Linked DNA regions of Homo sapiens: region 1 is linked to region 2. Evidence: read pairs that join two places in POLR2A ChIA-PET (ENCODE). Cell type or tissue: A673. All regions are shown on one strand. Each heading gives the region's core, and the rest is flanking DNA. Links, peaks and the distances in the headings are about the cores only.

Region 1 (16,011 bases), core at 6,505-10,504, 880 kb before region 2:
ATTGCACACTCCTGTAGTCTCAGCTACTTGAAAGGCTGAGGTGGGAAAATCTATTGAGCTCAGGAGGTCAAGGCTGCAGTAAGCCATGATCACAGCACTGCAACAGATCTAGCCTGGGCAACAGAGCGAGACCCTGTCTCAAATACATACATACAAGCATACATACATACATAACTCCTAAAAGGCTGTAGCAGTTCATACCTGCAAGCATCTACGAGAACACACACTTTCCTATATCCTCTCTGATGCTGGCAATTACAAGATTTTGGTTTTTGGTGTTTTCTTTGGTCCAGTTTGGTTAAAAATTATAACACCTTTTGATTTGCACAACCCTCATTTCTGGTTTATTGGTATTTACTTTTCTGCAAATTGCCTACACTTATCCTTGGCCCATTTTTCTGTTGTCTTTTTCTTTTCTTTTTTCTTCTTCTTCTTTTTTTTTTTTTTTTGAGACAGAGTCTCGCTGTGTCCTCCAGGCTGGAGTGCAGTGGCGCGATTGCCATCTTGGTTCACTGCAACCTCTGCCTCCCGGGTTCCAGCTGTTCTCCTGGCTCAGCCTCCCAAGTAGCTGGGACTACAGGCATGCGCCACCACGCCTGGCTAATTTTTGTATTTTTGGTAGAGACAGGGTTTCACCATGTTGGCCAGGCTGGTCTCGAACTCCTGACCTCAAGTGACCTACCCATCTCCGCCTCCCAAAGTGCTGGGATTACAGACATAAGCCACGGTGCCAGCCTGTTTATCTTTTTCTTATAGATTTGTGGGAGGTCTTTATTTGGTATGGACTTTAATTCTTTGTTCTGTTTGTTTCAGGTTTCACTGCTGGTCTGTAGCTAGTCCTTCATCCTTGTTTCTGGTGGTACATTATCATAAAGATATTAAGAAGCTTCATATAATCATAACTCTACTTTTTCCCTATGGCTTTTTTCCTATCCCTTGTTACTCCATCTCCAGATTATAAATATATCCTCCATTATTTTCTTCCAGGACTGTTACTGTTTTATGTTTTACATTCAGACATTATTCTGTCTGGGTTTTTTTTTTTTTTTTTTTTTTGTATATGGTATGAGGTAGGGGTCTGGCCAGTGAATAGGGAGTTGTCCAACACCTTGGTGGGATGGTCCATCCTATCCATTCATTGTAAATGCTGCTCTTTTATGTGTAGTGTCCACAGACACCTGGGTCCTGATTCCAGACCCTTCACTGTGCTCCACTGCCTGTGAGTGTCTTTGTGTACCGGAATGCTGCTGTCTCCATCTCTGAAGCATCAGAACATATTTTAAGATCAGTTATGTAAATTCCCACCTCATTGTCCTTTTCAAAAGACGTATTGGCTCTGCTTGCACGTTTATGCTTTTGTGGTGAACTTCAGAGCCGTCCTATCAGGTTCCACCCTTTGATCTCTTGATCTGGGGACGGTAAATGGTGATATCCAGCAGGTGTCAGAGGGCTGGATTTTAAATGGCCTCCGATGAGCTGGCGGTCTCAGGCTGTGGAAGTGAATTCATCTGCTGGGTGCAGTGGAGCCGGCCTTGACATTTGTGGGTTTTGCTGACATTTGTGGAAGGCTCTGGAGGTGCCCTTTGTGCCGACTTGCCCGAGCCACTCCTGCTGCCCAACTCACTCCGGTGTCTGCTCAGGAAAGAAATTCTAATGCACACTAATTTTAGCATTAGCCCGATGGCAAATATAATTACTGAGTTAATTATCACTCCCCTCCCTAGTTAATCCCAGAGCAAAATGTGGGCACCTTTCATTTCTTCCTTGGGATGTACCCCTGTATTAGTTCAGATGGGGAGGCGGTACCTGCCTGGCAAAGCTCTCAGGAAATTGCTCAACGGGGCATTAATAGCTATCTGAGCGTGTGGCCTGGGCTGGAACACACCAGCCTGGGTGCTGGGTGTCTTCCAGGCTCTGGCCACCTTGGGTTCTGCCCCAGGAAGGAGCAGACTGTCTCCTCTAGGGGACCTGAAGCTTAACGTCCTCACTGTACGAGATAGTTTTGGAGCAAGATATGTTCTGGGGCTTGCTTCTGCGGGTAAAGGCCATTTCTCCAAACTTTCCCCCAGAGCGAACTTGCTTCCCAAAAGGAGTCTGGATCCGGGCGTGGCCGTGCTGCCCTGGCCGCCTCCTCACTTCAGCTGGAGCCTCCGAGCTGACGTCCATGCCTATTCCTCCTGAGCACTGTAGACACAGGCCCCAGCTCTGTCCCCTGCCCTCTCCTCCACTCAGACTCCCTGGGCTCTGAGGCTTTACCTACAGGCCCTGCGGTGCATATTCAGTGAAAGCCTAGATTCAGAGCCAATGACATCAGCTTTTACTTGGTCTCCTTGCTTTCTGGAACCTCCCCTTTGCCCATTTATCTTATGCTCTGGCCAGATTAATTTTTCTCCAAGTAGTTTTCATCACATCCTTCCCTTTCTCAGACAGTCGTGCCCATTCTCCAGCATCTGAAGTTGGAACTTTTTGGCCTGGCAGGCCGTGCCGCCCTGAGCAGACCTGCCCATCTTCTGCCCCTGGTGTGGGCACTTCTCTTGCCAGATCTGTCTGGAACCTTCCATGGTCCACCCAACCTGGGAGGGCCTTGAGGACAGGGGCTGTCTTCGTCTGCGCCCCTCTGCCTCTAGTGTGATGTCTGGTAGATGATCAGTAACTGTTCTGAGGCCAAGGCCTCATCTGTCCAGGGAGCAGATCTTACCCATCTTTTACCTCCTCTGGCTCGAATTCTGCTGGAGCATGAGCTCCCTCTAGCCTAGGTTGTAGAACACCTGTCTGGCTATGTGACAGCTTCTGGGCCAAGTGTGAGGACCCCCATGGTCCTGCAGTAAGAGCCCATATTTCTGGGGTGTGGGAAACCCAGTGTACCCCAAAGGGACTTGACTGTGAAGTCCCGGGTCCACGTGGTACCCACCAGCCTCCTAGGGCCCAGACTCCGTGAGATGCCACGGTGGGGGCTTGGGCATTTGCAGCCTTCACTTGGCATTCTTACCATTTTCAGGAAACTTTATATAAACATTTTTAATCATGCAAAAAAGGAATTATGGAATAATAAATGTTTATATTAAAAAGTCTTGGTGGTTTTGATTGATTTATTTATTTTTTGAGATGGAGTCTCGTTCTGTCTCCCAGGCTTGAGTGCAGTAGCACAGTCTTGGCTCACTGCAACCTCTGCCTCCTGGGTTCAAGCAGTTCTCCTGCCTCAGCTTCCTGAGTAGCTGGGATTACAGGCACCCGCCACCATGCCTGGGTAATTTTTGTATTTTTAGTGGAGATGGAGTTTCACCATGTTGGCTGGGCTGGTCTCGAACTTCTGACTCAGGTGATCCACTTGCCTCAGCCTCCCAGAGTGCTGGGATTACAGGCGTGAGCCACCAAGCCTGGCTTGGTGCTTTTTAAATTTATTTTGAGATAGAGTCTGACTCTGTTACCCAGGCTGGAGTGCAGTGGTGCCATCACAGCCTACTGCAGCCTCTACCTCCCCTGGGTTCATGTGGTTCTCCCGCCTCAGCCTCCTGAGTAGCTGGGACTACAGGCACACACCACCAGGCCCAGGTAATTTTTTAAAACACTTTTTTTGTAGAAATGGGGTCCCTCCATGTTGCCCAGGTTCATTTGGAACTCCTGGGCTTAAGTGATCCTCTTGCCTCAGCTTCCCAAAGTACTGGGATTATAGGCGTGAGCCACCGCGCCTGGCTACTTTGGTACTTTTGAGTTAAAACTATAGAGTAGGTGACTGAGTGATATTTTTAATGCGTTCTCAAGAATTTGAACACGAAGAGAGTGTCACCCTCCCAGGTTATGCCCCCGGGAGTTCATGCACTTGCCACCTGGTCGCTGCTCAGGGGGCCCAGGGAGTTTGCTGCAGTGCCGGAGGACTCCTGGGTCCCGGCTGTGCCTCCCCGCAGCCGCCTGCTCCCTTGGGACACTCATTCATTTGCTGTGGCCACTGCCACCCACAGTCCTTGCCTCGTAGACTCCACTGCAGCTCTGGTTACAAAGAGCGAGTGGTCAGGGACTCCTGACCTGCCATGCAGGGCCCCGTGGGCTTGTGGTGGCTTTGGTGCCGTCCGCTGCGTCTGCCTCTTAGAGCATGGAGTTCTCCTTCTCAGGAGGGCTGAGCTGCTGGAGCTCTAGTCCTGCCGCAGAGCAGCCCCCAAGTGCGGCGTTGCCTGTCCCTGTGGAGCAGGTGACTACCTGGCTGCGGGCGGAACAGCAGGCCATGGCTCTGGTAGTGGTCTGTGACAGCATATCACCCTGTGGGACAGATCCCCGGGACCTAGTGGGGTGGGATAGTGAGAGCTGCGTCCACAGGGGAGGCTCAGAGACTTGTGTGCCCAGTGTGGCCCTGTGTGCTGACCCAGCTGGGCTCTGCCCTGTGTGGCCCCCAGGGTGCCCGGCGTGTGCCCTGATGGCCTGGGGCAGAGCTCCAGAGAGCCATGGCTGGCCGAGGGCTCACGGATTCTCACCCGCCCCCAGTGCCTCAGGAGACACCTGGGCAGCGAACAGCTTGAGGTGTGCAGAGGATGGGTCACGATGGGAGGGAGGCACAAGGGGTGCTTTCCATCTCTTTGGCCACCAGTTTTAATTAAAAAAAAATTTCCATCTGTTTTGAAAGGTTTTATCCTCTTAAGGAAATGACGTTTATTAAGCAACAGCCCCTTCTGCTCATCGTCCAGCTGTGCCCACTGGCAGAGCAGAGGCTGGTGGGATTCCGCCTGCTCCACACCAGGAGGTGCCACTTGGCTTCCCAGTGTCGAAGGCCTTCTTGGACTCAGCACACCTTCACGGCCCCGTGGGCTGTGGGTCCCTGGGTTGGGCATGACTGACTTGGAGGGTGATGAGAGATCTCCAGGATCCAGGCAGGTCTGGCACGCCACTGGGTGCTAGGCGCTGGGCTCTGGGCGGCCTCCTTGCTGTGCTTTTCTCTGAGGGTTGAGGGAGCCCTGCTCAGAGACCACCAGGTGAGCTCTGGGGGTCCCTCTGGGCTCCTGTGCCCTGCACAGCCCGGTTCTGACCACAGACCTCCTCCATCAGGGTGGACTATAGCCCAGAGCGGGATACCACCACGCCCATCACCCCCCACCCCTGGAGCCCCTGACCAAGGCCCTTCTGGGTACTTAACCAGTGATCTGATCTCACCACAGTCAGGGATTAGGGCCTCTCCCGGAGGGCTGGGGTCCAATGGTATGATGTGTTTCAGGTGAGAAACAGGTTCAGGGATGTCCCCAGCCTCACTGGCTGTTGTTGGCAGAGCAGGATGAAAGGCAGACGGGAATGCAGAATTGGGATCTTGCCCTGACCCCTGTGATCCGTGAGGCCCTTGAGCTAGAGGGATGCACTCAGTCGAAGTGCCCGCCTCTTGCTTTGTGTTAGTGTGAAGAGGAGGGGTGGGCCCTGTTCTATTCTTGGCTGCCCACAGCACCTAAGGCCAGCTTGGTCACCAAGGCATGCTGGAAGGTCACCACAGGTGGCACAGGTGGCTTGGGGTGTGCTGGGCAGCAACCATTATGCAGCAGTGGCCTCCAAGCAGAAGCTGCTGTTTCGGACACCCGAGGTATTCCCAGCCTCCTTCCCCTACCCCGAGGTTTGCTGGAGTCACTGAGGGGGCAGTAGCGAGCTGCAGGTGCAGGGTCGGGGTCCTGGGGGTTGCGTGTATGCGCAGCCTCCAGAGAAGCCCATGCAGGCCCCCCTCACCCGTTCCTGCCTGACCTGCTGTTGTGTCCTGCTCCTAGCTCTGCGGTCTGGGACAAGCACGTTAACTGCTTCAGAGCTCAGTTTCCCCATCCGTGATAGGGAATGATCTTTATGCTCCCACAGGCTCGTCCTGAGGCTGCAGAGAGGCAGCGTTGAAAAGTACCTAGCTCAGGGCCTGGCTCAGTGACGGTTAGCTGTTAGGGTTACCATCGCATCGCAATTGTTACTCCATAGTGACGACCCCCCGGGGACTCTGGACTTGTTCAGCTCAGCTGAGAGGCTGCTTGGCCGAAACCATCTCAGCTCTGCATAGTGTGGCCTGGTGGCCTGTGGGTTGCGCTCATGACAACGTGGAGCCTATTCAGTCGGTACCGAGTGTGCGTCCTTGCCTAGCTGGCCTCGGCATTTATTTTGTAGCTGGAGCCCTGGTGGGATGGGGTCAGGTGGGCTCTAGGAGTCTGGGGGACAGGTGCAGGTACCTTCGGGTGCGCCTCCCCTGGGGGCCTCTGCTTTGTCAGAAGTATGGCAGGGGGCTGAGGGCTGACTATCTATTTGTAGGTGTCACCAGAGCAGTCCCCGCCTCTCCTTTTCAGAGGACATTGTTGAGGGGACCCTGCCATCTGCGTCTGGGCTGGCTGCTTCCTCTGTGGGGGGCTCCTCCCGGCTGACCAGCAGCCCTTTCTGGCCCCCTGCATCAGCGCCTCCCCACTCAGCTTCACTGCTGAAGGCAGGGCCAGCCTGGGCACCAGGTTCTTCCCCCTCTGCCCAAGGTCCCTGCCCACCCGTCTTCCCTCGCCCTGGCCGTGACGGTCAGTGCCTTTGCCCCGCTCTGACGACCAGGCCCTGTGCGCAGTTGGCGCTCCGTGGTTGCTGAGAGATGTGCTCTCCAGTCTGTGGGCCAGATGGGGCCTCTGAAGTGGAGGGGGCCCACCCTCTCTCCTGCAGCCTGCTGTGGCTCCCCATCGCCTCTGGGATGAGAGCAGACCCTGCGAAGCCTTGAGCTCCTGGCCCTCCAGCTGTGAGCCCAGGTGGGACCACCCAGTTACAAGAGCGTTAGGCCTGGCTGTGTAGGAGACGTGTGTCTCCACACCAGAGTCCTTGCGGCATATGGGAAGCCTTCATGGTCCTCATGGTGGGGAGGGGTCCCCGGGGAGGCATGGAGTCTCGCTCCTAGGTTGCTGTGTGGCTTCAGCGCTCTGTACCTCCATGCCCCTGTCCTGCAGATGTCAACACCCAGTTGAGGAGAACGTGGACTTTGCCCAGTGTTGTGCAGGGATGGTGGGGCCAGGCTGGAGCCCACGTGTCCTGCCTTCGCCCTGGCCAAGGTGGGGGTTATCTGCCCTGGCCAAGCTGTGCCGCCCGTCCCTGCCCGCCCCAGCAGGTGGGGGCCTGCGGTGGGATCCCACCCATGAGCAGTAGAGGCTTGTTGACTTACTGGCCTCCCAGGCTCCCCCTCCAAAGCCAAGTCCTCCAGGACGGTTCTTGCCCCTGAGAAGGGGCAGTGTGGGTGCTGGGCTGCAGCGAGCCCCTCTTCGTTCCATTTCCTCACAGTCTCGGGGACGGAGGGCTTGTCCTGGAGCACAGGACCGGGATTGTGCTGAGGTCCTGGGAGGCCACGGTCATGAGGGGACCCAGTGAAGGCCAGGAGGGGACAAGCATCCCTCCAGGTATGGGGAGGGTCACCCCAGCGCCTCTGCGGATCTGACCCACTGGCTGCGGCTCCTGTGCTTGACCCTTTTGGCAAAGATATGCAGTGGTCTTTCAGTTGCCCCCCCTTAGGCAGCATGAAAACAATTTAACTCTTGCAGAAAGAACCTGGGAATTGATCTCCCCTGTCACTGATCCCACAAGTGTGACTTTGCATTGGTTTCTTGGTCCCCTTGTGCCCAGTCTCCCCATCTGTAAAATGGGGTGACAGTAGTTCCACCTCCTATGAGGACTGAGTGAAGTCAGGAACCAGAAGCAGCTCCCACATGAGACTCAGAAAGTGTGACAGGCGTGGAGGGTAGGGACCCATGAAGCTAGGCCCGGCACCTTAGGAAGAAGAGGGAGCTTTCCTGCAGGTTTCCCCCGGACGGAATGTGTTTCGTCCTGTGCACCTGCCTGCAGAGCCCCTCGCACGCTGTCAGTCCACAATGAATGCTTGGTGGAAGAGTTCACCCAGGGCCTGCAACACCATAGTGCTCAGCTTCTCCAAATTCTTCTTAACTTCCAGACTCGACACGTAAACTTGATTCCAAGGAAATCAAAGCTGATCGTCAACACTGGACTTTGCAGGCAGCTCCCAAACCCACATGCATATTTACAACTAAGAAATGCCAGTTCCTCAAAGAATGTTAGCCTCTGAGATGCATCAGGAGACCAGGAGGCAAGGGGTTAAAGGCAAACCGTGGCATTCCCCAAATCTGTCCAGTTCCCTGGCATGGTACAGTGTCGCGGAGCCCGAGGTGGCATCTTTTGTTTGGCTGCTGATGGCGGCCTTCGGGCCTTGGCATCCACGTTGCTGCAATTTTCCAGGAACAGTAGATCATTTGAAAGTAGAGCTGCCACGTTTTGCTCAATAAAGGGATTTTGTAGAGCGATGATAAATTTGGCATGTCTTTATTATTATTATTTTTTCAACACTTAAAGAAAATAAAAGCTGGTACAAAGGTATGTTTGTTTCTGAAATGTGTTTCCTTCCCCAGATGTTCTTTTCTGCCAGTTCTAAAATGCGTTCTGAGCTCGGTCCTCCAGTTTCCTCCCTGTGAGGAAGAACAATGAGACCTTTGTAACCACACAGGGGAAACGGCCGCTTCCCTCTGCAGTGGGCATGGGGGAGGGGCTGGGACGTCCCACCTCCTCCCACCTCGATGGAAACCACGAGTCTGTGCCAGCCCAGCCGACTGTCGGGGGGTTTGGCAGCCTCCTTTCCCATGGTGGTAATTTGCAGGGTCATGGCTCAGGGGCACCGCAGTCTGCACCTCCGTCCCTGGATCCGTGCGTTTGCTGTGTGGCCTCGCAGTAAATGCTTCCATCTGCGTGGCATTTATGGACCCTGGGGCTTGGTACTGTCTGTGTTATCTGGAGTCGAACTTGCCCTTTTCCTTTTCTGTCTGCCTTTCTTGCATCAAATGCTGGTCCCCACCCAAAGGGTAGCCCAGTCTGCAGGACACGGCGCAGAGGTAGAGTTGGTGGCTTCACGAGGGTCCAGTGGGGCACAGACCTTCCTCGGCTGCTCTGTCGCTTTGTGACTTGAGACTGCGTGGGTGGGGTACCTGAGGGATCCGTGAGCCCGCCCTTCCCACACGTGTGCATGCACACACACATGTGCACAGTGCTTCAGAAGTACCACCTTAGTTGGATTTGAAGGACAGCCAAGAGACCTGTATAAAGCTTGTAGTTAGAGTCGTTTCGATACTGGCCTGAATTAAGAGCAGTCTCCATGGGGTTGCTGTCTGTGGGGTACGTGTTTAATGAAAATCCTTGTTTTTAAATAAATGTATCCTGCTTTAGAACACCCAAGATATAAAATCTAGACTTCATAGACAAAAATAGCTAACATTTGTTGTGTATCACAGTGTGCCAGGTGGGCTCTAAGAGATGTTTGATTTCTTTAATCCTTCCAGCTGCCCTGTGGGCTGGGGGCCATCCCTACCCTCATTTTACAGACGAAGAAACTGAGGCTGGGAGAGGTCAATTAACTTGCTCAAATTTGGTATAGGCAAAACTAGGAATTGGCAGACGGTGGTTCCAGTGCCTGCCTTTTAATTGGTACTTGAATTATACGAGTGTTTTCTTCCATCAATAAAAGAAATCGGCGAACAGCCTCCCATGGGTTTCAGTAAGTGCAAGCCCTCCTTGTCATCCCAGACCTCAGCCTGCCCATTTAATGGATGAAGACACTGAGGCCTGGAGGGAACAGTGACTTCGGAGCCACTCTCCTGGACTCTGCCACTCCTCTCGCCTCCCATATGAACCTGAGTGGCCACATGACCCTGGGGGAGAGCTACTCAACTGTCCCAAGGAGAGGGTGATGACTGCTGGCCTCCCACCGGCCATCAGCGCCCCACTGACTGACACCCCTGAGTCAGTCTCCACCCTGGAACTGTTTCTCTCACTATTTGCCATGGCCTTGGGCCGCTTCCGGGGGCTTGGCAAGGCAGGAGGCGTGGAACCAAGATGGTATGTAATCAGAATGCTATATTTTGTTGAAAATAAGAATGTTAGTAATGGGCTGGTTTCTGGCAGGTCAAACTGGGACTCTGAAATACATATTTTTCTCTGCTCTGCCCTAAACCTTCTAATTAGTGAAAACGCACATTTGCAGACATCAATCAAATGTCATATTCCCTAGCAGCTTGTCCTGGGATCACTGAGCTGGTCACATTCCACAGTTGCTAACTCAGGGCTTGCAGAGTATGTGTGCACGTGTGTGTGCATGCGTGTGTTTGTGAGAGAGATACATGCCTTCTGGGGAGCCCTGGTGGCCTGTTTCCTTCCCTCCCAGGCCCCTGAGCTTCTGCTCCCCACCCCGCCCCCAGCCCCTTGTCAGCACATGCGCGGCCACTGCAATGAGATACAGACGTTCGCCCAATTAAAACACAGTTAGTGGAGGACACATGGCTTTCAGGGAAAACTGCTTTCTCTCAGGAAGATCTCTGCTGTGCAGTATTCCATAGCTAGACCCCAGCTCCACTCAACAGTGGACTCCATTAATAGCCTGGGTTTTGGAAGAGGCGATTTGCTTCTGGTAACTGGCTCCGGTGCATGGATGTTCCCTCCTCTTGCTGGAATCTCTGCCCGACCCAGACAGTGCTTGTGAACCAGCCCTGGTGGGCTCCATGGGGTTCTGGGTCTGGGAGGCAAGGACTTGCCTGGGGTCATTCTCATTCTGCACGGCACTAGCCATGCTGGCTGCATGAAGCCGTATCACAGAGACCTGTGGGTCCTTTACATCTGATCATCCTGTCATTTGTATCTGTATCTGGGGTGGTTAGTTGCAAACAATTCCACAGTAGCCAAATCAAGAAAGTCACTGGCTCTCGCAGGAGCGCGATTGGTGTGGGGCGAGCCTGGGGGTGTAGCCCAGGCAAGCCCTTCACCCTGATGCGCATTAGCCTTCTTATCCAGGAAATGGGGGGAGGCGGTCTGGGCCCAGGGAGGGGAGCATGCCAAGCTGGGGATCTCCACCGGTCCAGGATTCAGGGCGCCTCTGACCGTTCTCTGCCCAGTGCCTCCTGTTCAGTTTTACTTTTGTGTTTTCCATTTCACTTCTGCCTCTAGGCCAGTGTTTTTCAAAATATGTTTCCTGAGTGGAAATGAAAAAATGTTCTGTGATCAGGCGCAGTTGGGAAATCCTAGGGGAGAGAAAGTGAACTAGGCTTCCTCACCGCAGGACTTCTCAGAGCCTTTAAAATGGTAATTATGCTCCAGGCCTTGTGCCCCTCTACCTAGGCATCCTTTACTGGTTGGGAAGAGACGGCAGGTTACGGGTGAGTCCGGGTAAGTGGAGTTGTGCCTAAGCTGATAACCTGACGTCACCAACACTGTTCTGTCACCTTGCTTTGGTGTGGCTTCTTCACAGTTGTCACATCTGGGCCGTTTGGAGTGACCTAGCAAGTCCTTTGCTTGTCTCCCAGGACTTTCCGGAGTAGCCAAGCAGAGCCTTCGGCCAGTTCCCTTGTGGGGCCAGGCCCTGCCCGGGAGCACAGGCAGGAGAACAGCTGCCTCCCCGCCTGCCCCAGGGCCTTGGTGTCAGGGCCATAGCCCCCAGCTCTGCGGTGGAGCAGCAGGGACCTGCCTGGCCCATCTCCCTGTTGAGGGAAGACCCGGAGGCGCCTGTCCTGTTCTGTGTGCTCCGAGGTGTCTGAAACCAGCTACCTCATTTTCTTTTTATCTTTTGCAAGTGATTTCTTATTTCCTGCTCCACCCCCAAACGTGCCCCCTGTATGTTTCCTGTTCGCCTGCTTCCCTGACCTTTGAAATGTGGTCCCTGCTCGGGAAACTTGCCTGGACCTCAGTCAATTATGGTTTTCCTCTGGGCTGTGTGTGTGTGTGTGTGTGTGTGTGTGTGTTTGAGTGTGCAAGTGTGTGCATTAGGATTAGAGAGAATTCGATGGGGGGCCAGGGGCCAACAGGAATGGGGGTGGCTGAGCTGAGAGGCCAAGGGCAGGTTCCAGGTTGCATTGAGAGCCGAAGCTGGTGAGTGTGAGGCGGGCAGATGTGAGGTGTGTGTGGGGAGTGGGGTGCTGTCTGGGTGACTGGGCTGGGAGAGGGCAGGTGGGGGCCAAGCTGGAAGAGGTGGTGTTATTCTGTAGCACCTGATGTACACAGACCTTGGGGGTGCAGCTCCAGGCTTTCTCTCTCCCCACCCGCCCCTGAAGGCCCCACTCTCCCGCCTTCTGCAGCCAGCCTTCCTTTTGTCTGCCCCTGAGCTCCTCCGCTCTTGTGGTCGTTAAGAAAAGCTTTTTATAATCCAAGTTGGTTTGGGAAGAGGCAAACTGTCCTTTCCCAACAGTCATATGCCAACCCTGGCCACATCTATTCTGGATTTGAAGCAAAATATGGTATTTATTCATTATTGTCATGCAAATGTCAGCAGCTCGCTCATTCTTGATGGAGACAGCACCTGGAATGGGAGGGATGGGTCCACGGCCAGCATTGGAGGTGCTCGGCCCCAGCACCCGGGCCTTGCTCTGCAGGCAGCCCTGCTCTGCACCGGGCCCTGCTCTGCACCAGGTTCCACTGGGTGGCATCAGCCATGCCTGCCCTGAGGAGGTGAAGTGCGGGCTCTCTCCAGTGAAGGTGCAGAGGCAGGGTGAGCTGGCGGGCTTACGGAGGACGTGGGCTTCACCTGGGTCCAGGAGGCCAGGTCACATTCAGCCAAGTATTCATCAGCTGGGTGTAGAGACCAGGGAGGGTTTTTAGGGGTGGGAATGGCTGGAGGCATGGAGGTGGTCAGGGTGGAGTCTACGGGAGACTTGGTCTACTCTGGTGCGGTGGGATTCATGTAGAGAGAGCCCTTGTGGGCTGAGGCCAGGCTGTGGGGTAGATGGGAGAGACCTCCTGGCTTAGCAGGTCCTTGGGTGGATGGATGGACGGATGGAGGGATGTTGGGGGAATTGGTGGGATATAGATGGTTCAGCCAAGGTGGAAATGGGGGAGTAGAGCTATTCCTGGGGTGCTTGAAGATGTCAGCAAGTATCCCACTCCAGCTTGAGTTTGCAGAGCTTTCTCTAAAAGGCAGAACATGTGCTTGGTTAAAGGAAACCCAAGATTTTATTATTGTTGTAAATGTCAAGTCCCTCATTTTGAATCTTTAGACAACTGCAGAATTGTGTCACTGACTTGGGTAAAAGCCCAAGGAAAAACATGAAATTATGTTGCCAAAATTGCGGTCATCGTAGCTGCATGAGGGTTTGAGTGGCCACCGCCACCCCAGTAGGAGAGACGCGTAGATGTTGAATACACTGTGAGCTGCGTGCAGGTAATTGAAACGTGGATGTGGGGAAGGTCCCTGGCTTCATGGAACTGTCTACATAAAAGCGAGCCTGGGTGTTTCCTGTTTCTTCTACCTTAAGAAATTTCCACGAGAAGCTAAGGTATGGTTTTGCCAAGAATGTTGTTAATGGCCCAGCAATGAATATTTTCAGCCACTTGTAGACACCTGAACTTCATTCTTGGCAAACAGGTGTATGATTCTTGGACTTGGAGAGACTGAACTTTGCTGTGCTCAGAATGGAGGAGACCAGCTCACTTGTACTTTGATTTCTCCCTGGTCCCTGTCATTTTAGCCTGATCAGTGCTTTTTCAAGCATTTCCCCTTGAAGGGGAGATAGGACTTTCTGGCTCAGGGATGGGGAGGCTTCCAGGCAGCCTTAAACATTGTCCCTGCCCCACCCTAAGTATCTTTGAAGTTTCATGTTTTATCATAAAGTCTGTGAGAATGTTGCAGACTCCGTTATAGTCATGCTAGTTTTATTTTTTTAAATGTGGTTTGAATTTTATATAAAGTATATGGATTATATCTGAGAACTAATATGCAAGGCCTGTATGCAAAACATAATACAACTTTACAGAAGGACATTGGAGAGGACTGCAGTAGATGTTCACGGATAGGAAGACAGGAGATGGAGATGGCAGTTGCCCCCAGATTGATCAGTGGATTCAGTGCAGGGGCCGGCAGTGCGCTCTCCTCCCTGTTCTTTCCTCCCACCCCATTGCACAAATGTTGGTGCCTGGCATTTAAAGAAGCAGACCAGGCGCGGTGGCTCACACCTGTAATCCCAGCACTTTGAGAGGCCAAGGTGGATCACTTGAGGTCAGGAGTTCGAGACCAGCCTGGCCAACATGGTGAAACCCCATCTCTACTAAAAATACAAAAATTAGCTGGGCGTGGTGGTGGGCACCTGTAATCCCAGCTATTTGAGAAGCTGAGGCAGGAGAATCACTTGAACCCAGGAGGCGGACGTTGCAGTGAGCCTGGATCGTGCCACTGCACTCCAGCCTGGGCAACAGAGTAAGACTCCATCTCAAACAAATAAATAAGAAATAAAGAAGCAGCATGTCGAGGGTGGTGCTATGTAGAGGTGTCGGGGGTGATTGGCATCCAGCATCCGGAAGCAAGGTGGGGTAGGGTGCAGAGGTGACTGACAGCAGAGGCTACTGGAGCAGATGGGAAGCTGGTTATGGAGCTAATAAGTAAATTGATTGAGCAAATAAGTAAACATATGGATAGTAACACAAGCCAGGCTTTGCACTTTGGAGAAGGTGCTTACAAACTTGGACGAGACAGTACCCAGACACATAGCTGAAACTGTAGGTACTGCCACACACACATGCACAGAAATAGAGAAATAGTCATAGATGCATGTGTGTATAAAAGTGTATGTAGGCTAGGCACGGCAGCTCATGCCTGTAATTCCAGCACTTTGGGAGGCTGAGGTGGGTGGATCACTTGAGGTTAGGAGTTTGAGACCAGCGTGGCCAATGTGGCGAAACTCCGTCTCTACTAAAAATACAGAAATTAGCCGGTTGTGGGGGCACACCTGTAATCCCAGCTACTTGGGAGGCTGAGAATCACTTGAACCTGGGAGGCGGAGGTTGCAGTGAGTCGAGATCACGCCATTTTACTCCAGCCTGGGTGACAGAGTGAGACTCTGTCTCAAAAAATAAAATAAAATAAAATAAAAGTGTGAGTATACATACACACGTACAGTTGGTTCTTGTTATTCTTGAAAGTTATGCTCCATAAAGTCACTGGGAACCCTGAATTATTGAATACTGAACCATTGCTCCTAGGGGAAACATCGGGCTAGGTTCCTGTGAGCCTCAGGTCACAACGTTTTTGCCAACTGTTCGATACCTGACCTGGCTTTTTTTTTTTTTTTTTTTAAGACAGCGTCTTGCTGTGTCACCCCAGGCTGGAATGCAGTGGTACAATCATGGGTCACTGCAGCCTTGACCTCCTGGGCTCAGGCCATTTTCCTGCCTCAGCCTCTCCAGTAGCTGGGACTATAGGCATGCACCACCACACCTGTCTGATTTAAAAAAATATACAGATGAGGTCTTGCCATGTTGCCCAGGCTAGTCTCAAACTTCTGGCCTCAAGTGAACCTCCCACCTTGGCCTCCCAAAGTGTTGGGATTACAGGCATGAGCCACCGCACTCAGCCCATAACCTTGTCTTATGTGTGTTTCTAAGACACCTTATTTAGGCTGAGTGCAGTAGCTCACGCCTGTAATCCCAACAGTTTGGGAGGCTGAGGTGGGAGGATCACTTGAGCCCAGGAGGTTGAGGCGGCAGTGAGCCAAGGTCACACCACTGGACTCTAAAGCCTGGGTGACAGAGTGAGACCCTGTCTCTAAAAAGCACCTTATTTACTGTATATTGTTGATTCATTAACATTGAATTCATGGCCAACTACGCTATAACTCATACCTGAATAAAGCCTCTCATGCATATTCTCTCTGTAAGGCGTGGGGCAGCCTCATGCACCTAGGAGCACTACACAGCAGCATATGTGCAGGGGACATTTTATACAGCAAAATTGCCCACAAAAAGCACAGTGATGTGGAAAGCATGGCACTAGCTAGACCGAGAGAAGGACACTTGCTTACATCTCGACAGCCGGAGCAAGAAGATGGGGCGTTGTGGCCTCAGTTGACCTCAGTTTGGAACGTGTGATGGTGACTCAGTTTTTTCACACTCTGCAAGTCAGTGAGTGATTGCAGAAGTGCTGTGAGGTTTAATTTGGGGGATATAAATAAATGTTAGCAAGTAGGCGAGCTCAAGTACGGAATCTGGGAAGAGGGAAGACTGTACGTGTATATCCTA
Region 2 (16,011 bases), core at 3,980-7,979:
AGCCATGGCCGGGACTCCAATCTGCCTCGCGTCCTCTCCTGCTCCTTCTGGGCCACGCTGCGCAGGGAGAAGGACCCCGGCTGGGTGGAAGCCCTTGGACTCCCTGCCTCAGTTTACCCATCATGTCTTTTGACCTAACCATAGCGACCTTTGGCGCTTATGTATAAAGCTCGCTCTCTTGGCTGCGTCACCAGGCCTGGGTTCCAGAGAGCCCTCCCTCCCCATGGGCCCAAGGAAGGGCCTGGAGTGAGGTGGCCAGCCGCAGCTTGGCTGGGATGGTATGGTGGTCCATAAGGCCTCGTGGGCTGTCCAGCTCCAGCCAGCCAGCCTCGGTGAAGCCAGCCGACTTGGCGGCAGTCTCCAGCACTTTGAGACGTTTGTCCCCCTCCTGCCCCCGTCCAGCTATGACAAGTGGGCTTTCAGTAGATATGACAGCCTCTGGTGGGGGGTCCCTGGCCCCTGTCCATGTCTCTACACTTGACTTGCTCGGAGTTCACTGGCCCGAAATAATGTTCCCAATGCAAGTCGGCGGACGGAACATTCGGAGTGGACGGTTTGCTTCCCCCCCACTTTTTAATACATTAAACATGCGTTACTGGAGTTCTACCCGATTCCTCTGACAGCTGTGAAAAAATAAAGAAAATTCAGTTTGAACTTAAAAAGCTCGGGCTTAATTTATGTCCCGCACCTTTGTCTGCTGGGTCCTTTTTCCTCTTCCGATGGAAAGGCCCCAGGGAGCGGGCGACAGAGGCTCGGCCACCCCACGTGGCCCCTCAGTGCCCGGGCCTTAATAGGGGCGCCCAGTGGCCAACACGGAGGGGAGTTTTCAGATGGAAATCGGACAAAACAATGCAATCATCTGTCTCGCAATCTGTTTTGAAGGGGAAAGAAAGAGCGGGCAGAGAGGAGAGAGTCGTTTTCTACTAGGGGAGGCTTCATTCAGAGAGTTTTATAGGAGAAGACAGATGTCATGAATACTGATGTGGAGAGCCTGGGTCTGGCAGAGTTTTTTTAATTTTCTGAGTTGTAAAGACAAAGTGTTTTAATAACACAGGGAAACACATGTTGATGGGTGGGTCTTTAGCTCATTCTGATTTCTCTAACTCCCTCTCTTTCTCCTCCTTTCTTTCCGTCTTTCTGCCTGCCTGCCTGCCTGCCTGCCTGCCTGCCTGCCTTCCTTCCTTCCTTCCTTCCTTCCTTCCTTCCTTCCTTCCTTCCTTCCTTCCTTCCTTCCTTCCTCCCTCCCTCCCTCCCTCCCTCCCTCCCTTCCTTCCTTTTTTTGAGACAGGGTCTCGCTCTGTGGTCCAGGCTGGAGTGCAGGGGTGCAATCTCTGTTCACTGCAACCTCTGCCTCCTGGGTTCCAGCGATTCTCTTGCCACAGCCTCCTGAGTAGCTGGGACCACAGGCGCCCATCGTCACGCCCAGCTAATTTTTTTGTAGTTTTAGTAGAGATGGAGTTTTGCCATTTTGCCCAGGCCGGTAACAAACTCCTGGCCTCAAGTGATCCACACACCTCGGCCTCCCAAAGTGTTGAGATTACAGGTGTGAGTCACCATGCCCGGCCTCTCCTTTTTTCTTCTTCTTTCTTTCCTTTCTCCTCCTTTTCCTTTTATCACCCTGTCTCCCTCTGTCTGTCTCTTTCTCCCTGTTTCTTCTCTTGGCCTGTTATGGGGTTCGGGAGCCACACAAAACATTTCCTTCTGTGCCCTTTCACGGCCCACCTTCCTGGTTGAGAGAAGGAATCTGCTCTTCTGAAGCACTGTGCTTCCATCTGAATGGCACAGCATTTCCGAGTTTGGGGACAGAATGTATTGAGCTAAAAGAGGTGTTTGCTCATGCACTCACTCTACAATGGGGGCGGGAAAAACAGGTGAATCAAGTGTGGGGCCTGCCTGTCCGTCAGGAGCTGCTGGTCAGACAAATATGAACGTGGACACAACCTGCTGGGAGGCGTCTCTGCTTTTGGCTCTCTGGGCAGTGGGGCACGTGTGCCCATAAGGCAGGTGCTGTCCCTGGTCTTGGAACTTCTTATGAAACCAGCCTGCCCGGCACCTCCTGCCATCCCTGTGAGGTGATGGGACAGGTGCTAAGCCTGCCCTTGGACAGATAAGAAAACTGCAGCCCCAGGCACAGAGGCACAAGCTGAGAGGTGACGTCAGGACTGAACTGTGAGCCTGGGAGTCCAAATCTAGGCTCACCCAGTCTTTCTGGCTCCAGTGAGGGCCCGCCACTGTCATCCGACGGATGGCATGTGTGATTTTTGGCACACGCCTGTGCAGGTGACTCCCACAGGTGCCCCGGAGGGAGGCGCTGCTGTGATGTTCATGCTACATGCAGGAAACAGAGAGGTTGAGTGACTTGCCCACAGCCCCACAGCTCCTACCTAGTGAAGCCTGGTTTGAGGCCACACCTGCCTTACTAGTTTTATTATTTATTTATTTTTTGAGACTGAGTTTCACTCTGCTGCCCAGGCTGGAGTGCAGTGGCGCAGTCTCGGCTCACTGCAGCCTCCGCCTCCGGGGTTCAAGAGATTCTGCTGCCTCAGCCTCCAGAGTAGCTGGGACTACAGGCGCCAGCCACCACACCCAGCTAATTTTTTGTGTTTTTAATAGAGACGGGGTTTCACCATGTTGACCAGGCTGGTCTTGAACTCCTGACCTCTGGTGATCTGCCTGCCTTGGCCTCCCAAAGTGCTAAGATTACCTGTGTGGGCCATCATGACCAGCCACTATTATTTTTTAAATTGTGGTAAAATATAACATAATATTTATCATTCTAGCCAGTTGTGAGTGTACAACTCTGTGGCATTTCATCCATTCATGATGAGGTATAGCCACTGCTGCTCCCTATACCCAAACATTTCCAGAGTCCTCAGCAAAACCTGGGTACCCATTAAACAGCAACTCCTCCCAGCCCCTGGTAACCTCTGTTCTTCTTTCTGTGTCTGTGGATTTGACTTCTCTGGGCACCTCATGTGAGCGGAATTGTACGGCATGTGTGTCTTCATGTCTGGCTTATCTCACCCAGCAAATGTCGTCTAGCTTCATCTGTGTTGTAGTGTGTGTCTGAGCTTCCTTCCTTCTTAAGGCTCAATACTATTCCAATGTGTGAAGAGACCACATTTCGTTTATCTGTTCATCTGTTTGGTGACTGAGCTCCCTCCATGCTCTCCAACAATAATCATGCTCCTCCACAGACAGGTGTCTTGGCTGATGGTGTCAGAGACCCCCTGGCAAGCCGCTGCTATGGGAGGGGTCTTCTCCCTCTCATGCCACCCAAGGAGACTCTGTGGGGTCCCTGCAGACCCCGCAGCATGGTCAGGGGCTCTGACTGGAGGCTGTTCCCTCCAACAGGACTCAGCAGTCAGGGTCTCCCAGGGAACCCCTGTATGCAGACTCTGGGAAGACAGGTGGATCAGGTGTGGGGACTGTCTGTCCCTCAGGAGCTGCTGGTTGAATGAATGCGACTGTCTCCTGCTGGGACACGCCTCTGCCTCAGGCTCTGGGCAGTGGGGGACGTGTGCCCCTAAAGAAGGTACAACCCCCGGTCTTGGTGCCTGGAGTCATAAGATCCATAGACACAGGGCAAGAGGGGCTTCCTGGGCACCCGCCGTGTGCAGGCTCTGCGTGAGGCACAGGGTTCGGGACTCAGTGGTGAATAAACTGCCATCCCCTTGTGGGGAAGAAGGGCAGGTGCACCTAGCTTACGCGTTCACTTGACAAGCAAGTATTGAGTGCCTTCTGTATACAGGTCTGCAGCTGGTGCTGGGGGCCGGCCTTTGGATCTGGTGTCCACCCCCTGACCTGGGCCCAGGCCCTCCCCATCGTCCTCTGCCGTAGGAGGTATCAGAGAGCAAGTACCTTCCTTAGTCACACCCATCACGTACATAGTGGATGTGCCTCTTTTTCGGGGCAGGGGGTAATCTTAATCACCAAGCAATTACTAAATGCCGACCATGTTCTCAGGCTTGGCAGAGGTGGGTGCTTGTTACCCCAAGGGACAACCACTTCCCTCCATGCTCCCCACCCCACCCAAGACCCTTCTCCACTCCACTCCTGACTGCCGCCTCCCACCTCTGCCCTGGGTCGCTGTCTTTATTGTCTTCCTCAACATCTTCCATGGGAAAGGCCAATGGCTTGAAACAGGATTGACGAGACACCCGGGGCCTGCTCCACACCCGTGGGCTCCTGGGCGTGCACCCAAGAGCCTCCACCCCTGAATGGCTGGCATCCAGGTGGGCTTCCCATAAGGAGCCCCCTTCTGCGGGCCTGGGAGGGTGGGGAGCCTGTGGCGAGGTGGCGGGGAAGAGAAAGGGCACAGGTGCCCCCTCACTCCGAGCCTATCGGATCCCGGAGACTTGCAGGCTATAGACCTAGAGGTCCAGCCAGGAGGGCTGGCAGGGACCATGAAGCAGGAGACGTCAGGGCAGAGAGAATGCCTTTTAGAGCCAGATAAATTCTTACTTCCCCTTTCCCAGCTGCGTGACCCTGGGAAACTTCAACACTCCGTGTCTCAGTCCTCTCATCTGTAAAATGAATCTGATGAGAACTGTGTAAGAATAGAGGTGTGTGGAGAGCTCTCTGGTGCCAGGCTCATGGCAAGACTGTGGTGACACCAGCCATCGGAAGGCAGGGAGGCTCCTCTGTGGACAGCTGGATGCACAGGTGCGTAGCAGGAGCTCAGGAGGGTGTGCCCGCGGAGTCGCAGGTAAGGGAGCCACTCCAGATTGCAGAGCTTGGCTTGGAGGTGTCGCCTCAGGAGGGTCTTCCATTGCCTGGAGACCCCACATAGGCCCTCTTCTTCCTTCAAACACAGCCCCCAACCTCTCTGCAGGGAAGTCCTCCCTGACCTTCCAAACCAGGGCAGACCCTTGTCTGGGCTCCGTCGGCCTGGACATGGTGCCATTTCCCACTAGTGGGGCAGAAGCCTGTCTACTTCAGTCTCCCTTGTGTCCCCAAGCAATGGGGACTTGAGCATAAACGTTCATGAGTGACACATTTATATTGATAGGCAGGGCCACACTGTGGGAGGAGCTGGTGGCCTGAGAACCCCTGTGAACAGCAGGGTGACACGTGGCCTCTGGTGATCCCTTTTGGGAAACGTCTGAGAGTCTGAGGCTGTCAGGCCCCTGACGCTGACTCATGGCTGGGACAACCTTGAGAGAGTCACTGCTCTATTTCCCCATCTGTCAGCCAGGGGCTTGGCATGGGTGTTCTCTGTGGGTCCTTCCAGCACTGAGGTTCTGAGGTCATTGTTGCAGGGGTAGACGACTCTGGGGTGGCAGGTGGGGCTGCCGTAATCTTGGGGGAATGAGCTTTGCTTTAGGTGAGGCTGTGCAGAGGCATCTGTGTCGAAGGAGACCAAGGCCTGCTCTGCTTGCCTCCCTGCAGCTGGCTGGGCTCCTTGCTCTCCAAGGTTCCTGGACTTTCCTCCAGACCCGAGTGCAAGCTCCCTGTGGCTTCCACCCACCGCTCACAGGAGTCTCTGCAGCCACCAGACCCAGAGCCCAGACACCATCCACTGTCGGGGAGAGGCACGTGTCCACAGCTTCCTGGAATGCAAGGCTGCATGTGGCCAGGGCTGCTGCCCGCTGAGGGGCAAGTGCATGCCTGGAGACCACAGTAAGGAGCCAGTCTCATGCTCTGGGAGTTTAGATAAGGCTTCATGCCCCTTGGAGCCAAACCTCTGAATTCCATGGAGTTGTTGGGTCAAAGAGCTTGCCTAGGTCTGAGTTGTGGATACCTGTTGTCAATGAGCTCTCCACAAAGGGGTTACCATGATAGGTCCCACCACCTGTACCTCTCCTCTCCAAATTTCACCACTGTTCTTTCACACCTTTGCCAATTTGGTAAGTGCAAAATGATATTTTAGTTGTCTATGCTTACACTGATTGGAGGAATGCTTTAAGTTTGATTATTGGTAAGTGAAACATTTTGTTACCTGTATTTACTGATCCCACTTTCCTTTTATGAATGTCCCAGTTACATCTTTTGTCCATTTTTCTATTATTGTGTTTCTTGTTCTTACTGATTTGTAAGAGCTCTTTGTATATTCAGGTTATGAAGAGGGTCAAGGTTTATTCATGAATGACATTTCTCTTTTCTGAAGGGGGCAAATGGAGCATTTACTCCTTTCTCAAAGTGAGCTGATATTTGAATTTATTATTGTCTATTTTTCCATACTCTGTTTTACACTTTTCTTTGCACTTTGTAGCTGTCTGGGCACAGATGCCACCGAGAGAGCTAGAAAAAGTCACAAGGAGATCTTGGTCTCAGAGCAAAGGGCCCGCATGTAACGGCTTTGTAGGTCCCAGTGTGCAGGAGAGGATGTCTGAGTTCATGCTCTGGGTGCTTTCCCTGGCCGGCAGATGACAGGGAAGGAGCAAGCCCCAGTCCCTCCCCAACACACACAGCCCCTGCCCCCGACCAAACACGAAGTCACTTCTTTGGGGACAAGCAGATTTTTCAAACAAAGTTTGCCAAATATGCACATTTTTTTTTTTTCTCCAGGGCAGATGCAAACGGTCTTTTCAAATCAGTTTGGAGGAAAATAAATGAGCCCACGCTGAGGCTTCAATAAATCTTTGCGTAGCCACAAGGGTGAGTTTTGGGCCCGATGAAGGGCCCAGTGTGTGGCTTATGAATGATGCCCAGTGACGGCTCTGCTGCCCCCGCCTTCCCCTCTTCCCCTCCTCCGTCCCCCAACCCAATTTAAACTTGGACATTAATGTTTTAAGACAAAGGGACCTTTGGGCATTTCTCCCCCTTGTGGAGGAAGTCTCTCCGGTGAATTATTTGTCGTGGCTGTGCTCGGCGTGTGATGGGGGCTCGTGTCTCCGAGCCAGGGCCTGTCTCCAGGAGATGATCCATGTGCCGCCCTCCTGCCCTGGGGGCTCCAGGACCCCCAGCCCCAGATGCAGACAGGACTGTGGTCCCCCGAGGGGATTATTCCTCCCTGCCTGCCATCCCTGCTGGATCCTGGATCGTGCTGGCAGCAACCCAGTGTGGCTCACATAGACATCGCCTCTTGATGGGTCTCCCTGCCTTAGTCCCCATCCATTCTCCAAAGTGGGGGTGGCCGAAGGATGGCGTGAGAGGCTCTGAGCCTGCCTTTCCCCTGAATATCCCTGGATCAAGCCCAAAGCCTTAGCTTAGCATCCTGGTGACATCTCTGCTCTCATCTCCCTTCCTCTCCCTGGTGTGGACACTGCACCCACCACCAGCTCTGAGCACATGGCCCATTGGCTCTGCAGGGGCCCTCCTCTCTGTCTGCAGTGGCCACCTTGCCACCAGGCCCACCTGAAGGAACCGTGCCTCTCTTTACGGACTGACCCCAAGGTTTGCCCATGCTTGGAGGTCTGTCTGACTTTGCTTTCCTGATGCCTGGCAGTGGACCACCATGCCCACTTGTCGGTGGCTGTGTAGCTCATACTCACTCCATCTGGCAGTTTCCACCCACCGAGGACCACTCAAGTTTGCCCCACTCCATGTCTGCTGTTGGGAGGGGATGGTGCATCCCACAAGCAACAGGAGCCACGGAGCTGGGGGCTGGGGCTGTCAGCCTGGATGGGCCAGGAGGGGACCTTGCTGTGCCTAGTGGAAGAGTAGGTGGTCCCCTACTGGCTCCAGGCCGCTGGGTGGGTCACTTGCCCATCCCTGCCTGGGTGTCTATAGTGGGTGTTCCCGCCAAAATTCATGTCCCCCTGGAACCTCAGAATGTAACCTTATTTGAAAATAGGGTCTTTGCAGATATAGTTAAGTAAGGATCTTGAGATGTGGTCATCCTATATTGGGGGAGGGGACAGTAAATACAATAAATGTCCTTGGGAAAGACAAAAGAAAAGACCCAGCCACAAAGAAGAAGGCCATGTGGAGACAGAGGCAGGGATGGGGGTGATGTGGCTACAAGGCGTGGAACTCAGAGCCCCCAGAAGCTGAAGGAGGCGGGAAGTTTCCTCCCAAGAGCTGCCAGGGGTGGGGCGGGGCAGAGGTGGCATGCGGAATGCTCTGCCCACACTGGATGTATGAATCTGTTCTCATGCTGCTAGTAAAGACATACCTGAGACTGGGTAATTTATAAAGAAAAAGAGGTTTAATGGACTCACTGTCCCACGGGGCTGGAGAGGCCTTATAATCATGGTGGAAGGCAAAGGAGATGCAAAGTCGTGTCTTACGTGGCGGCAGGCAAGTGAGAGAGAGCATGTGCAGGGGAATTCCCCTGTATAAAACCATCAGGTCTCGTGAAACTTACTCACCAACACAAGAGCACAGGAAAGACCCATCCTCATGATTCAGTTACCTCCCACTAGGTCTCTCCCAGGACATGTGGGGATTATGGGAGCTACAATTCAAGATTTGGGTGGGGATACAGCCAAACTGTATCACTTGATTTCAGGATCCTGGCCTCCAGGAGTGTGAGAGGGCAAATTTCTGTTGTTTTAAGCCACCTGGTTTGTGGCAATCTCTTCCAGCAGCCCCAGGAAATGAACACAGGGTCCATTGCCAACAGTCCTAAAATCATTTTTGAAGGAAGCATTTCTCAATTTCCAGGTTTCCTTCAAGTAGAGCAGGTCCTTTCCACTGCTGCCACCCAGAGCACTCGTCTGTGAGCCCAGAGAGCTTCAGGCACCATCTCCTCTGCCCTTACAGCTGCCCTGGAAGAGAGAGGCCCATGTTGCCCCCTCTTCATGGACCAAAAAATTGAGCCCCAGAGAGATAGGCACATGATCAAGGCTTCAGAGCTTGACCACTTGGGCTGACTCCCTGTGACTTGGGCCAGGCCACAGGGGGAAGCAGCAGACAGGCTGTCTATATTCACAGAATCTGGTTTTGTGGCTCCACACACTGCTTGTACCTGGGTGGGAGCTGGTAGACTTCACTGCTACCAGAATGTTCACCCAGGAGGCAGTCAGAATGCATTGAATGAATGACTGCCTGACTATGAAGGAATGAATTGATGATGCAGCCAGTCTGGCAAACTCCAGGGATGACGATCACTTTTACCATTTGGACCAACCAACCAATCGGTTAAATTACCATTCAGCCAACCAACCAACCAACCAACTAACCAACCAACCAACCAATCAATCGGTTAAATAACCAACCAACCAACCAACCAACCAACCAACCAACCAACCAACCAACCAACCAATCAACCAACCAACCAACCAATCAACTAACCAATCAGCCAACCAATTCAATAAGCAACTAACTAAACAACCTAACAACCAACTAACTAATTAACCAATTAAATAACCAACTAACCAACCAACCAATTAAATAACCAACTAACCAATTCAATAGCCAATCAATTGATCAATTAACAAACTCATCTCTCCCTCCCTACCTTTCTGCCTTAATGGGAGTGGCTCTTGTTCCCCTTGCAGGGCTCCCAGTCCATAAGTGCCTTTGGCATACTCCATTTGGGAAGTGGACAGCTCATCTCATTTTCTAAGAACACCTCTGGATTATGCCCCTTGGTGATGTAGCCACCTTCCACTCAGTGATGGTCAACATCTGGAGGTGTAAATAGAATACAGATGAATCCAGACTTGGAGCAGGCCATGGGGTATTCTTAAAGACTCCATGTGTGTCTTGGAGTAGCCCATGTCATATTCAGAATCACAGCTGGGGCTCCAAATCCCACTGGCCTACCCATTAATCTATCACTGTAGACTAGTGGTAGAATTGGTGACCAGATATTCTAGTCTGGGATATGATCTTGGGATCTTAAGAGAACTTTCTGCACTTCAAGGTCCAGTTTCTTCACCCAGAGAAGGGGCTGCCAGGTATACCACGAGATGAGAGTTCCTCCACAGGGGGACACAATTGCAGCAGAGATGGCCAAGGGCAGGAACTCCTACTATCCTCATTTATATATGAGGCAAACAAGACTTGGAGAATTCAAGTGACTTGCTCAAGGTAATGCAGCCAGCCTCAAAGAAAGGGAGCCGAGATTAAAACCCTGGCCCACATGCTCCAGAGCTGGGAGGCTTTTCTGTAGGCCCATCAGGAGATAAGTTATGTCTCCTGGCTGAAGGCCACCTTCCACCTCCCAGCCCCCAAGCCAATTGCATCAGACATAAAGATTTGTTTCAGGGTGTCTTGTTGGTTTTCCAGCTCCAACCTGGCTCAGGATCTCCTTTTGTTTTTTGGACTCATTCCCAGTGCAGAGGTGCCTGGGCTATTAATAGCAGAGGAATCTGGGCTCCATCACCAGCCTTTCCATCCATCCATCCATCCATCCATCCATCCATCCATCCATCCATCCATCAGTCCATCTCATATCTATTTGTCTCCAACATCTGGTTTAGTATAAACATCGATAGAATGAACAAATGCACCAGTGGGCCTTGTGTTGGACACTTTCTGTGTCCTGCCTCAAATCATCTCCACCTTCCTTACTGCAGCCCTTCTGCTGACAGCTGGCTGCATGGGGGCAAAAATCTGACAACACCCACTCCTGCTGCCACAGTCTGTCCTTTCTGCTCTGGGGTTCTCTGCTGCAGTGCCTTTGGGAGCTTCTCAGCCATCTGACTCATGCTGGCGAGGTGTGCACTCTGCAGCAGCGCCAGCTGTAAGACACACCCTCAGATGGGCTTGTCCTCTTGCCCTGTTTCATGCCTCCTGGTCCCTGTTTCTGGGCCTTATCCCCAAAACGTGACACTTGAGTAAGCCCTTTTCTAAGGCTCAGGCAGATCCAAAAGCACATTTAAATATTTTCAGGATTCTGCCGATTTAGAGCAACTAGGATTCCAAAGAAGGAAAACTTACTCAATCAGTTTATTGTCAGAGGCTCCACATCATTCATTTGTTTATTCATTTTTTCGCTTATTCATTCAGTCAGGCCACAAGTTTCTTCAGGACTGGGATCATGCTTGTCCCCATTCTGTTCCTAATGGAGGCTATCCATGTAGTAGTCGCTGGCAAATAACTCTTAGTGACTTAAGTTCAGGAGGCAGAAGCATGGTGAAGGGGGCAGATACTGGGCCAGAAAGACATGCATTCCAATCCCAGCTCTACCACTTTGTAGAAGTGGGGTCTTGGGCATGTCATTTCACCTCTCTGAGCTTCAGTTTTCCCATATGCAAAATGGGCATAAAGATAGCAATTTGAGGGGTTCCTGTGGGGCTGCAATGAGACCTCATGCATCAGGCCCTTCACACAGAGCCTGGCGAGGGCTCATGGTGAGGGATGGGCTGTCACTAATGTGACTGGGAGCAAGCAGCCTTGGGCAGTTGGGCTGGATGTCTGGGGCCTGGCACCCGAACTCTTTTGGCCTGCCTCAGTACCCGAGGCTGCCCGACACATTTCTTGGCCTTAGAAACAGCCAAGAAAATCAGCAGCCCCTGGCTCATCGGTAGAAACCCAAAGAAACAAACACCTTGGTGGCCAGGAGGGGATGGGCACCTTGCCCTCCCAGCGGGACAGCTGACAGCAGGCCTGATGCAGTGATCACAGGCATCTGTGGGGGTGACTAGCCTTGCCCTGGCTGTGTGAGACATTTCCTTGGGAAAAGTCTTGCTCCTTTATGTGCATGTCAGCTGGCTGTGAAATGAGAACTTCTGAGAGGCTTAAAGAAACCCACCCAATCTTTGGAGATCTCTGCCGCCCTCTTCAAGTCTCAATAGCATTTTTCTGCCGACGGCTCGTGACTCACAGAGGCTACATTTGTGACTTTCGTACCCTCAGAATTGGATTTAAAGATAATAAAAATTTCCAATAGGAAAAAAAAATGTCTGGGTTCTGACATTATGCTAAGTCTCCACCTTTTGGGGCTGAGTGCCCAGTGGGGCAAATGCGGGTCACTTTCTTGACAGGCCCAAGGAAGGGTCTCCTTCCAGCAGGAACCTTGGATTCTCGAATCAGTATCTTTCCTGATGCCCAGTGTGAGGTGCAATTCTTGAAAGAACAGACCAGATCAGTTTTTTTTCTGTTCTTTTCTTATCATCAGTTTGTTTTAGCTGTCTTTCAGCAAAAGTTTCATGCATTTCATTTCCTTATGTAGTCCTGACATCATCTCTTAAGAGCAAGACACTGGGATCATGCCCATTTCACAGATGGAGAAAGTGAGGCTCAGGAAGAGGAAATAGCTTGTTCAAAATAGTGCAGCTGGAAAGCAGAGTGTCTGGGACCTGAACCCAGGGCAGCCACCCTGCACCAGCCATGTGTCAGAGCCTTTCTCAGCTCCCACCTGGGCAGGTCATCCCACAACCCTTCGTTTCCTGGCCCCAGCCAGTGGCATCTGAGCTGAAGACGGAGGGCTGAGGATGAGGCTGATGGCTTGTGGCTGGTTGGAGTCTCCACAGACCTGTACCCCACTGCGAGCTTCCATGAGCTGCTGGCGCCTCACAGCCCTGGGCCTGAGCCTAGGTGGGGTCACTCAGGGACATGGGCCTGCCTGCTGCTGAGGCTCTCATTCCTGGAGAGAGAGCCCAGGGAGGGAAGGTGGTGGGGGAACCTCGGGGTTGGAGGCGTGGGCCCCCAAGCATGTCCCGTCCTGCAGACACTCCCTGCTGCCCGGGCTGACCATGGGGGCATCCTGCCTGGTGCCAGCCAGCCCAGCCTTGTCTAGCCTGCCTCTGCCAAGTGGCCCATTTGACTGTCCCCATCTGTTTGCCCATGGAGTCCGGAGGGTGTGCCCTGGCCCAGAGCCCAGCTGCAGCCTGGGAAACACCAGACTCCATCCATGGCTCTTTGTTTTATACTTTATCCAATAGGCAGTAAGGACCTCAGAGAGCATCAGGTCCAGACCTCTTGCCCTGCACAAATGGAGAAACTGAGGCAGAGAGAGGGAAGGGGCAGGTCAGAGGCAGTATGGGGTTGAGTCCTGCGCTCTTTCAAGATTCTGTTGGCTAAATCCATTGTCCCCAGAAGCCCTTGTGCATGTAGTTTTCCATGCCGTGATGGGGGCTGGGGAGTCCCTTGGCATCAAATGGGTGGTTTGGATTCTGCTGAGGGGTCCACCTGCCTGGTGAGCAAGAGACCAGGAGCCAGGAGCCAGGAGAATGGGGAGGCTCAGGGCCAGCCGCCCACCTCCCTTGGGCACCTTAATATACGCAGCTTGTGTATATACATACACTTGTGCAAGGAGCTTTACGTCCTGCCTTTGTCCATTCAGGCTGCTGTAACAAAACACCATAGATGGGTGGGCGGCTCGTAAATAACAGATGTTTATTCTGGAGGCTGGAAGTCCAAGATCAAGGCGTCAGCAGATTCAGGGTCTGGTGAGGGCAGGCTGGTTCGTAAACCACACTTTCTCACAGGGTGGAAGGGGTGAGGTGTCTCTCTATGGGGTCTCTTTTATAAGGGCACTCATCCCTTTCATGAGAGCTCTGTCCCCCTAAGCTAATCACCTCCGAAAGGCCCCATTTCCTAACACCATCACCTTGGGGGTTTGCATTTTGGGGGAACATAAACAATCAGACCATAGCAGTCCTCCACTCAATACCCATGCCTGGCTAGTGGGTACCCGTGTCTGGCTAGTGGGTACCTGTGTCTGGCTGGTGATACCTGTGTTTGGCTAGTGGATACCTGTGCCTGGCTAGTGGATACCCCTGTCTGACTAGTGGGTACCCGCATCTGGCTAGTGGATATCCCTGTCTGGCTAGTGGGTACCAATGTCTGGCTAGTGATACCTCGTGTCTGGCTAGTGATACCTGTGTCTAGCCAGTGATACCTGTGCCTGGCTAGTGGATATCCATGTCTGGCTAGTGAGTACCCGCATCTGGCTAGTGATACCGGTGTCTGGCTAGTGGGTACCCATGTCTGGCTAGTGATACCTGTGCCTGGCTAGTGGATACCCGTGTCTGGCCAGTGGGTACTTGTGTCTGGCTAGTGATACCCCGTGTCTGGCTAGTGATACCTGTGTCTGGCCAGTGATACCTGTGCCTGGCTAGTGGATACCCGCATCTGGCTAGTGATACCTATGTCTGGCTGGTGGGTACCCATGTCTAGCTAGTGGCCAATACCCAGAGGCACCCAATTCACATTTTGTCTCCTTTGGCAGAAGATGACCTGTTTGCTGAAATGAAACCTCTTTTCTGGGGACACCCTCTGACCACCAGAAATCGGGCTGCTCTTATGCAGGGGGTGAGTTTTGATGAGATGGGAACAATTTCAGGATTGAGCTTCTCCTGGAGGAAACAAAGTGCCTCACGTAGGGAGAAGCAAGGGGCTTAAAAGTTGGGAGAGAGAGAGAGTGTCAAAGACAAAACTCAGGGGCAGGGTGTCGGACAGAAATCCAAGGTGAACCTCAAAGGCATGATGTCACGTTTTCTTGTAGTCACATTAAAAAAAAAAAGAACAAATAGGCAAAATGTATTTTAATAATATATTTCATTTAATTCAATCGATCCAAAATGCAATTGTCTCAGCACATAACTACTATAAAGCATTCTTTTTTGATATTTTTATTGATATAGTTGTATGCATTTGGGAGTCGTGACATTTTGATCAATGTACACAATGTGGAATAATTAAGTTAGGGTAATTGGGATATGCACCACTGCAAATATTTATCTTTTCTTTTTCCTTTCTTTCTTTTTTTTTTTTTTTTGAGACGGAGTCTCGCTCCGTCACCCAGGCTGGAGTGCAGTGGCGCGATTTCAGCTCACTGCAAGCTCCGCCTCCCGGGTTTATACCATTCTCCTGCCACGGCCTCCCGACATTTATCTTTTCTTTGTGTGGGAACATTACACGTTTTCTCTTCTAGTTAACATAAAGCATTATTAATGAGATATTTTACACCTTTTTTTTTTTTTTTTTTTTTTTTTGGAAAAAGCCTTCAGAATTCGACACCTCTCTATTTGGACCAGCCACATGTGAAGTGCCTGGAGGCTGTGACGGGGCAGTGGCTGTCATGGTGAACTGCTATGTAGTGATTCTAGAGTCAGATAGAGATGGGTTTGAGACCTGCGTGTGCCACTAACTGCCTGTGTGACTTACGGGTGCCAAGTACTATTCTAAGAGCTTTACACATATGAATTCACCCAGTCTTAGGAAGTAGGGTGCTGTTATCATCCCTCCTTTTTTTTAAGTTGAAGACATGAGGGCACAGAGAGGTTAAGTGATTTGCCCACAGCTACACAGCTATTGAGAGGTAGGGCCGAGATCTGAACCCCGAGTTTGATTTGTCAGAAGTGCTTTGTAAACTGTTTCACAAAGCCTGATCATTAATCAATCAGCGAGGCAACTCATAGAGTAGCTCCCTGGGAATGGAGCCATTGAGTGTCGCCATGCCCTGGGAATTCACCGCAGCTCAGCAGACATTTATTAGATGCTTGCTCCTTGCCAGCTATAGGGGAGCCTGGGGCAGACCTGAGTTTTTCTGCCAGGGACTGTTTTTTCCCGGCCTTCCCACGGAGCCCCTCCTGCTTGCTGGGTGTCCACCCAGAGCCCTCGTGGGCTGGGCTCCCCCACCCTGGCCTCCACCCTGCCTCAGCCTCGCCCGAGAGCTCACATGTTCAGGCCGAGACCTGCGCCAGCCTGGGCATTCCTGCAAGTGGGGGAAAGCTGGGCCCACATCCACGGACAGTCTTGTGGCCCAGCCCGCCCTGTGGCCGGGCAGGATTTTTGCCCAGGAATCTGCAGGGTGCTCCCTTGTCTCTGGGGCCTCCTGGGTCCCTGGAAACAGGTGCTGGTTTTAATAGCCGAGTCAGTTTCTGGTCTGGGTTTGATTCTCCTGACCCACGGAGCTCAGCCCCTCCCTCCTTCTCTTCCCCTGTGTCTCATTTATCCACCTAAAAGCCATTGAACACTATTTTCTACAGTTGAGTTTTAACGTATATAAGTAGCATGCACACATTTTAGGTGGACAGCCAGGGGATATTAACTTACGTTTACACCCATGCAACTACCGCCTGGCTCAAGGTAGTAAGGATTTCCAGCCCAGCAAGGTTGCCCTGTGCCCATTCCCAGCCAATAGCCCCCACTGCAGGTCACCACTCATCTGAGTTTTGTCTCTGTAGATGAGTTCTGCCTGCCCTTGAACTTCATAACAGTGGAATCCTC

Evidence for each region. Peaks named below come from ENCODE experiments on the same cell type or tissue, not always from the same donor. Only the 100,000 strongest peaks of a DNase experiment are listed, where the experiment ranks them.
Region 1: POLR2A ChIA-PET joins it to region 2 with 7 read pairs; 1 of 35 experiments calls an interaction of 5 or more read pairs at or near these places.

Annotation. Positions count from the first base shown.
Region 1 is chr11:68,320,025-68,336,035 of GRCh38, forward strand. The region is part of intron 1 of LRP5 (LDL receptor related protein 5); the gene reads left to right. LOC124900302 (a long non-coding RNA gene) reads left to right here. Exons shown (of 2, transcript XR_007062749.1): 1 at 1-6,071; 2 at 6,535-8,283. It overlaps LOC124902698 (a long non-coding RNA gene), which reads right to left. Exons shown (of 3, transcript XR_007062748.1): 3 at 8,332-8,438. Among named protein-coding and RNA genes, the nearest start is that of LRP5, 15 kb to the left of the region's middle. RefSeq lists enhancers at 8,331-8,908, 8,357-8,651, 12,367-12,942. In A673, for the core only: no CTCF peak of the experiment used is centred there; a DNase peak (open chromatin) is centred at 8,477; H3K27ac peaks cover 1,265 bases.
Region 2 is chr11:69,205,410-69,221,420 of GRCh38, forward strand. No RefSeq gene overlaps it. Among named protein-coding and RNA genes, the nearest start is that of SMIM38, 57 kb to the left of the region's middle. RefSeq lists enhancers at 1,662-2,162, 2,163-2,663, 3,045-3,546, 3,547-4,046. In A673, for the core only: a CTCF peak has its summit at 6,765 (motif pointing left); no DNase peak of the experiment used is centred there; H3K27ac peaks cover 1,421 bases.